Linked DNA regions of Mus musculus: regions 2 and 3 are each linked to region 1. The links are chromatin loops, found by intact Hi-C in ENCODE. Cell type or tissue: left cerebral cortex. All regions are shown on one strand. Region 1 overlaps Tmem178b (transmembrane protein 178B). Region 2 overlaps Tmem178b (transmembrane protein 178B). Region 3 overlaps Tmem178b (transmembrane protein 178B).

What was found. A loop is a pair of places that touch in the nucleus more often than their neighbours do. Peaks named below come from ENCODE experiments on the same cell type or tissue, not always from the same donor. Only the 100,000 strongest peaks of a DNase experiment are listed, where the experiment ranks them.
Region 2: a loop joins it to region 1, with 2.5 times the contacts of the local background. A loop is called at or near these places in 2 of 42 quality-filtered maps.
Region 3: it touches region 1 in a loop (5-fold over the local background); 9 of 42 quality-filtered maps call a loop at or near these places.

The regions. Positions count from the first base shown.
Region 1 is chr6:40,228,749-40,231,248 of GRCm38, reverse strand. The region is part of intron 3 of Tmem178b (transmembrane protein 178B); the gene reads right to left. Among named protein-coding and RNA genes, the nearest start is that of Agk, 95 kb to the left of the region's middle. In left cerebral cortex, no CTCF peak of the experiment used is centred here; a DNase peak (open chromatin) is centred at 1,076; H3K27ac peaks cover 694 bases.
Region 2 is chr6:40,160,100-40,162,599 of GRCm38, reverse strand. All of the region lies in intron 2 of Tmem178b (transmembrane protein 178B), which reads right to left. Among named protein-coding and RNA genes, the nearest start is that of Agk, 160 kb to the left of the region's middle. In left cerebral cortex, no CTCF peak of the experiment used is centred here; a DNase peak (open chromatin) is centred at 1,025; H3K27ac peaks cover 2,092 bases.
Region 3 is chr6:39,872,001-39,874,500 of GRCm38, reverse strand. It overlaps Tmem178b (transmembrane protein 178B), which reads right to left. Exons shown (of 4, transcript NM_001360978.1): 1 at 1,049-2,500. The coding sequence starts at 1,430. Among named protein-coding and RNA genes, the nearest start is that of Tmem178b, 1.8 kb to the right of the region's middle. In left cerebral cortex, a CTCF peak has its summit at 979; DNase peaks (open chromatin) are centred at 1,377, 1,836, 1,978, 2,292 and 2 more places; H3K4me3 peaks cover 2,500 bases; H3K27ac peaks cover 2,398 bases.

The sequences.
Region 1 (2,500 bases):
CTTGCAGATTCGCTAGCCTGGCTGGCCAGTCAGCTCCAGATACCCATGTGTCTCTGCTTCTCAGGGACTGTGGCCATTGATGTGCGCTAGCACACCTGGTGTTCATGTGGTTGGTGGAGATGCACACTCAGGTCCTCATGCAGGGTGGGCAAGAGGCATTTTATAGACTGAGCCGGATCTTCAAGACCCATGAAATCTTAACTAGAAAATAGCTTACACCATAAGTGCCACATTTAGCATGCTTCCCCTGACGAGTGTTTGTGCTGCTTCAAGGTTTCCAGGATTACAAAGAGTGTTGGAGTAACCATGCAAAGTGAGGAGTGTAGAAGTGCTGCCGCAGAGAATCTGACCCTGAAGTTCTTCTGGAAGATTGAGGGAGCCTTGATGATTACCTATACTTACTTATTCAATGATAACAATGAATGCATTTCATATATTCTCCTTCATTTTTTTTTTTTTTTTGGCTAAAACACCACCACTGCTCTTTCTCATGAGGAAGCCATACTGTGGACTCAGTGATGAATTCAGGAGCAGTCATCGAATCCCAACCTCAGTCACTATGAGTTCTGTATTTCTTGGGGTTATACACAAATGTGTATCCATATGTATATGTATAAGTATATATTCAACGAATATATTAATATGTACATACTATGTTGATCATCAATATGTTAATATATACAGCAAATTAATTTCCTATTCATGAAGCAATTCTACGTGGAATTTTACATTACTTAATCTGAAGGTCTCGAGCACTTGACAAATATTTGATTTTGGCATTGAGCCTCAAACTATTTGACTGCAGAAAGAGCTAAGAACGACCCATTCCATTTTCTTCTGCCACGCTCATTTGGGAACACAAGTGCTACAGATGAAGCAACCGCTGGCCTGGACTGCTTTGCCCACCTGATCTTGGACATATCCTACACAGTGAAGGGAGATCTGGTATGAGCATCCACACGGAGTGGGAAGAAGAGTTCTGGAAAGGAAACGAGTGAAGAGTGTAGCAACACATATTTTTCCATGTGAATCTTTGCAGCGTCTTATCCATCTGGGCCTTGGTTTAGAGCTGAGAATTAGTGGGATCCAACTGGCTTCTCAACCGAGCGGAGTGGCAGGCAGCTACAGCTGTGCGGAAAGGAACATTCTCAAACTGTGATTCGTGAGCTTCCACGAGGAAAGCCACTTAGAGCATGCCATCTTCCTGCCTGCTTCTCTTCTCTCCTCATTCTCATAACAGTGGTCCATAAGGCTAACTGGGCATCTTGGGACAGAAGGCAATTCTACCCAAGTTTCTTAAGGGGAACAATGCTTGACATGACAGCTTCCTGCAGATCTTCTATGTCACTGTGACCTCCTACTTGCTCTGGCCCTTCATCTGAAGTATCATCAAGACTTTTTTGCAAAGAAAGCCACAATGTACCCCAGGGGAGCTGTCATGAAGCCAAGTGTATGAAGCTGTATCACTATATGTAAAGTCATGTTTGGTAGTCACATGGCTCTCCTGGTCCAGGAGTATGCTGGGTCAACCTGCACCAGCTTCCTGATAGGACTGCAACAGGAACAAGGGTGTGGTTTAGTGGACTGAGTTCTCCACTAAGAATCAGAAAACCTGGGTGCTGGCTCCAAGCCTTCTCATAAAATGAATGGTTACTTCACCTCTCTGGGCTATATTACCCTCAACCACAGGGAGGGGTAGGACCAGGTCTTAAGGACATTTCTACCTTAATGTCCCTATAACTCTAGGCACTGTGCTAAGGAGGGGCTATTCTCTGACTTGCTCTAGGTCTGGATATCACTAATTCTGTCCAACATGAACTTCCTGGAGAGATAACCCTCTCTCACCCTCTGGAATACCCAGAAGGGATGGTGGACGAGACCAGTAGATGTCATTATTTGATATCAATGTGCACAGGAGGCTCAGCTCCAAATTGCCTTGATTTGAAACATGGAGGGATAGAGCCCAGCTGTTTAAGTGTCTGGAAGAAATTGGTTCCTGAAAGAAAACTCTTTGGCTTTTGTCCTATCTGATCCAAGCCAATGCCATGTTAATTAGCGCAGGAAGAAGCTGGGGTTGTGGCCAGAGGATCAGCCAAGTCTGCCACCTGGCTCAGTCATGTTTCCATCTGCCCAGGACACACAAGTGGGCCTTGGCCTTTCTTTGGGAGGTAATCTATATCCAAGTGATTTATTATTTATTTTTACATCTTCACTGTTAGTTATTGAATACAAATACAGCTGATTATGGATAAACTGTGTTTATATATATATTTATATCATATATATATACATACTACACACATATATTTATAAGTATTGTTTTATATAAATATTAAAAAGAAATATCAGCCTCTTAAATTCTCCAAGGAACTTTATGAGATTAGACGGGGAAACTGAGGCACAGAGAGGTTTCCATCGATTGCTCAAGGTGACATCACTAAAGGCAGGAGGATGAGTATCCAAACAGGTGCTTTAGCCCACGTGCTGTGCTGTCTGTCAC
Region 2 (2,500 bases), 69 kb after region 1:
GGGAAGATCACTGGAAATAAAAACAAGTTCCTCTGATCCCTGCTTCAAAATGTTTAAAAAATGTCCAGCCCTGTGAAACTTCAGGATGGCTGTGGAGCTCAGCTCATGGCTTAGCATATGTGCTAAAATGGCTGGTAGGAAAGTTTTATGCCAACCTGAAGCAGTACTCTAGTCTTTTCTAAATAGTTCTTCATCATTTCCAGAGATGGGTTTTGAATATCTCAATATAATCAAGAGGAGTATGGGGCTTCAAAAAAAAAATCCCAGGAAAAAGAAACAATTAAGTAGCCTGCTTAGGCTCAGGTTAATTGACTCAGTTTGAGTCAATTAAAATGGCAAAAATATTTCTCAGCTTTTGAAAAGTTGCTACCGAGTTCATAGTTCTATGTACATGGCTGCAGGCTTTGGACCTGGGAATACTGACAATTGCCTTTTAAACTAGAAAAGCATGTTTATCATTTACCCTAGGCAAGTCTGACTGTGTAAGCAACATGATCAAGGGAGCTCAGAGGAAGGTCTCACCAAGTTCACACTCTGGCCTGACCCCATACCATGTCTGAGAGAACCTAAGACACACACAGGCTGCTTCCTGCTGACCTTTAGGACTTTAGAGTCACCCAAAAGCACATTTGAGCTGGAAAAATAATTAATAAAGAAAGCTGCACCCTGGCAGGAAGACCTTATATGGTCACCTAGATAGAACCTATTGCTCAGTGGAACATAACCATACATCCACGAAGTCATGCCCTATAAATCAGCTGATGAAAAGCTACAAAGTTGTATGGCATGGCTGCTAGAATAAGTGCCATCATAACGGGAGAAAGGCAGGTGTCAATAGCAGGTGGAAGATTGTGAGAGGGTGGGTTTCCTGCAGAAAGCAGAAAGCAGGTGTGGCCAGAAAGATGACCACAGGGGAGGGGGATCTGCCTGAGTTTTAGGTTATGCGATGGAAGAACAGAGCAAGAGTGGGTGGCTGAGAGGCCCAGAACCCAAAAAGGGAACATTGTGGGTGAGGCGTGTGATGATGGACGAGAAGTGGCAGGCCACAGGGAGTCACAGCAGGAGGTGGGCGGGTGGGTAGAGGGAAGCCACCCACTGTGTGACAAAAAAAATGGGGCATGCAGATATGCGAGGGCTAAATGCTTTCCCCTTTATTAAAAGGAGTTTGCTAAAGATAGCTGCTCTGCATGAAAACCTCCTCAGAGTCCCTGACTATGCTAGAAGAGAGGGTGGTCTCCAGGAAGATCTGTCTACCAGAATCTACTGTCTGTGGGAGCAACGTGTCATTCTGTAATTCACCTCTGACCTATTCAGATGAATGAAAAATGAAATCTAGATCTACATAAACTCAGAAGCAGAGGTGGAACTTCTAACTATAATCAGTTATGAGCACCATCTATCAAGAGCTTAGGGGACTTCAAACTATCTTATTCTATGGTGGATGTGTTTCTCTATCTAAATAATAATAATAATAATAATAATACACCTATCTTATGGGATTGCTACACAAATAAGATCAGAATACATACAGAAGATTTTGGCCAAATGTCTGATTATAAGTACTGATGCAATACACGTATTAATTATGATTATTGCGTGTAATCTCAGAGTGTATCAAATATAATGTCATTTTCTACCAAAGCAGGAGAGAGGCCCCCAAACTGCACAAAGTTCATAAGAAATGTGCCTGCCTCACTCACAATGACTTTCCCATGACCAGAACATACATAACTTGAACCTCAGTGAGCAGCCCACATTCCTGGAAAAGCAGACAGATTCTAACTCAAGCTAGGACAGGGGGTGTATTCCTCCTGGGATTTTGAAAGCTGGACACTGGACATCAACGGAGCCGAGTTATTGAAGTCCAGGTGAAAATTTCCACACACTGGGTTCCCAGGACAGCCTGGTTCTTCCTTCATCCTGACCTGGGCTGCTTATCCTTTACTGGAATCCAGTAGACATTCCCCTTACTTGTTTACATTATCCGGAGCATATCTCATTTGCTTGTCCATCAAGCACTCAGGTCAGTGCTGTGTGCATATATACAATCACGCTGTTCAGAGAGAATTCCCACTGCTTTTCTGATAGTATCAGAGCACCAGTACCTCCCTTCCAGAAGGATTAAACCCAAGAATCCAAGAGCTCTGTGTAGTGGCCTTCAGAAGCGGGAGCACTTAAGAACCAATGTAACATTTCATTTGATCCACCAGAGAGCAAAGTTCTTCGAGCGGATCTTAATGCTTCTGGCTTCTCCCATAATTTGGAGTCTAGGGAATGGTGCTGAAGATCCTGCCAAGTCCCCAAACGACCCTTTGTACTAGAATGCCACCAACGAACAGATAAGATTCTTAATCGAGTCATTACCCAGGAGGGAAAAGAACTGAGGTGGAAACAGGGAGTGCTAATTAAATCCATGGCAATCCAGAGCCCAGAAGATGAGGGCACAGTTTGAAAAGTCCCTGAGCCCCTCAAAATCCCCATTTATTCACACAGGCCACCT
Region 3 (2,500 bases), 360 kb after region 1:
TTGCAAATATTAGCACAGTTGTCAACCACTCACTGGTTGAAGAGAGTGACACATGAGGAGAGAAGCAAGGTCTAAAATCTACACATCTTCCCAGAGTGCAGCCATCATAGAGGGGTATCCTCAGAAGACATTAAAGCGCTTCACATCAAACAGTATTTCAGTAGACTGATGAGACAGGTTGTTTTCAAGCATATAAACCATATAGGATTTACAAATTGTATCACATAAGCAGACTTTTCAATGCATGTGATCATATTCAAATATCAAGTGGTATTAGCAGATATTTGCTTGTTTTCTGTTTTATGCACCTTGAGTGTTTTATATAAACCTGAAAATGGTCATTTCTTTCCTTCTGATAGTCCCACTTTTGTGTTACTTTTTTGTGCGTATTAGACTGCTGGTATTCACTGCTCACCGTCACTATGTCAACCACTGCTCCAGAAGATGAAATAAAGGACTGTAATGGAATGCTGCTGGCTACCTGCTTTGGGCTCCTACAAAGCAGAGGCTGTAATGTATTGGTGTTTATATGACCAATAGCTACACCATGACTTCTAACAGTGCCTTACTAACTAAATGTTTCTGGTGTGCATAGTGTCTCCTGCAGAGGACATCCCCCATCCCCAGTTTCCTTTGATCGAATTAGTTCAACATCTAAAAACAGGGATTAAAATTTGGAGCCAGTTAGCCCTGACACGTCTAGGGTTTCCTCTAGAAACACAACATTGGAGATTCCCTTCCTTCCCAGAGGTTGATGAAGCCATTATCTTGGATTTAAAAAAACAAAACCCTGGCCTAGGAGAATGCATACGAATCCCGACCCATAAGAGCAAGACAGCAGGTGAGCCAACAGAGTGAAGCCTTTACCACAATCAGCTATGGAGAGGCAAGTTCTGCCCACGCCAAGGTTCAGCCAGGCCTGCCTAACTGGACCACTCAGAAACCAGGAGATGCCATAGCCTGTGGCCACCAGGAGAAGCAAGGGGCTGCAGGGCCTACCTAGAGTGCCTGGCTCTCTGCAGCGCCACGCCTCGCGCCTCGAGCTTACCTTTCCGTATGAGGGCGGCGATCTCCGGGTCGAAGCCCTGCCGGTGGCACTTCCTCCAGAGGCCCATGTTGGTGGAGTTGTATTGACGGCTGCACTCGTCCGCGGGGCTCATAGCGAACAGCTGCCGGCGATTCCGGGCCCGGAGGAGTTTGCCCTCCCAGCGGTCCAGGCGCGAGCGGCTGGCGCGCAGAGGCAAGTTGTTGTTGTTGTTGTAAATGAAGCCGGGGTCGACCCGGCGGGTGTTGAAGGCCTTGCACCTGTCCCTGTGCTTCCTGGCGTCCGTCTCGTACCAATGGTCGGAGCAGATGGCCACAGCCAACATGCCGAGGGCGCAGAGCGCTAGCGAAAGCCCCGTATAGAGCAGTAACCTTCCGGCAGCCATGCCTCCGCTTGGCGGCTACACCATGGGCATGATCCGCCGCAGCCTCGCCTTCCCTCCGCGCGCCCGGAACAAAGCGGCGGGCGGCCGAGCTAGGGGTGGATACGGGAGGGGATCTGCGCCGCGGCGCCCCCCTCGGCCCCCACCTGCGGGTACGCGGCTGGGGGACTGCGGGAGTAGAGGCGGGCAGCCTAAAAAGTTCTGATCGGGAGAGGCTCCCGCAGGGTCCTGAGCATCCTCCGGGCAGGTGCAGCCTCCTCTCGCGGTGGTGAACTCAGCACGGCCACTTCCCACCGTTCAGGGGGCAACAGTCCTAACCCTCCGTCCGCCTCTGCACGCCGCCCAGCAATCACAAACTAAACACCAAGTGCTCTCGACCACGGCGAGGCTTGCTGGGTTTCTCTGTGCAGCTTGCTGACCGGAGTGACAGTCCTGGCTTCCTGGGAATGAATGATAGGGAGGGAGATCTGAGGACGCGACACTTCGCCGAAGGACGGATCGCGCTCACGGCCGGTTGCCCGGAGTAGGGAGTGCAGCCTGGATCTCTTTCTCTGGGACTCTCCTCCCCTTTTCGGTCTGCAGCCGAAGGCCGGGGACGCGTGCCCAGAACTGTTCTTTTCCAGGTTGGGTCTTTTCAAAGCCTGAGTCCTCTGATCACCACTAGGTCCTTGACTCCTGCCGACCCCACGGGTGCTCTCAGAAGCGAGCTGCCCGCAGACGCATGGTCTCTACCAGCCTTTGCCCGCGAGCTCCCGGATGGCCTGCCTCTGGCCTCCCCATTAAGACAGCTCCGCTTTTGGACAGCGGGGACACTCGGGCGGCGTTACGCGACTGTTCAGGGCCCGGGGTTTGCAGAGACTGGGCGGCAGCTGACGGGCGTTAGGGACGGACTGCACAGAGGAGGGCGCACCCGGAGCGCTCGGAGCTCCTTCAACACCATGGACAGGTCGCTCAGGGGTGGCGAGCTGCCCGCCCAGCCGCCAGCCTCCCCGGTGTCATGCGGCTCTCTCCAGCGCCTTCTTCTTCCTGGAGTGTGTGCACCCGGCCCTCTCCAATATCCCTTCTGCTCCACT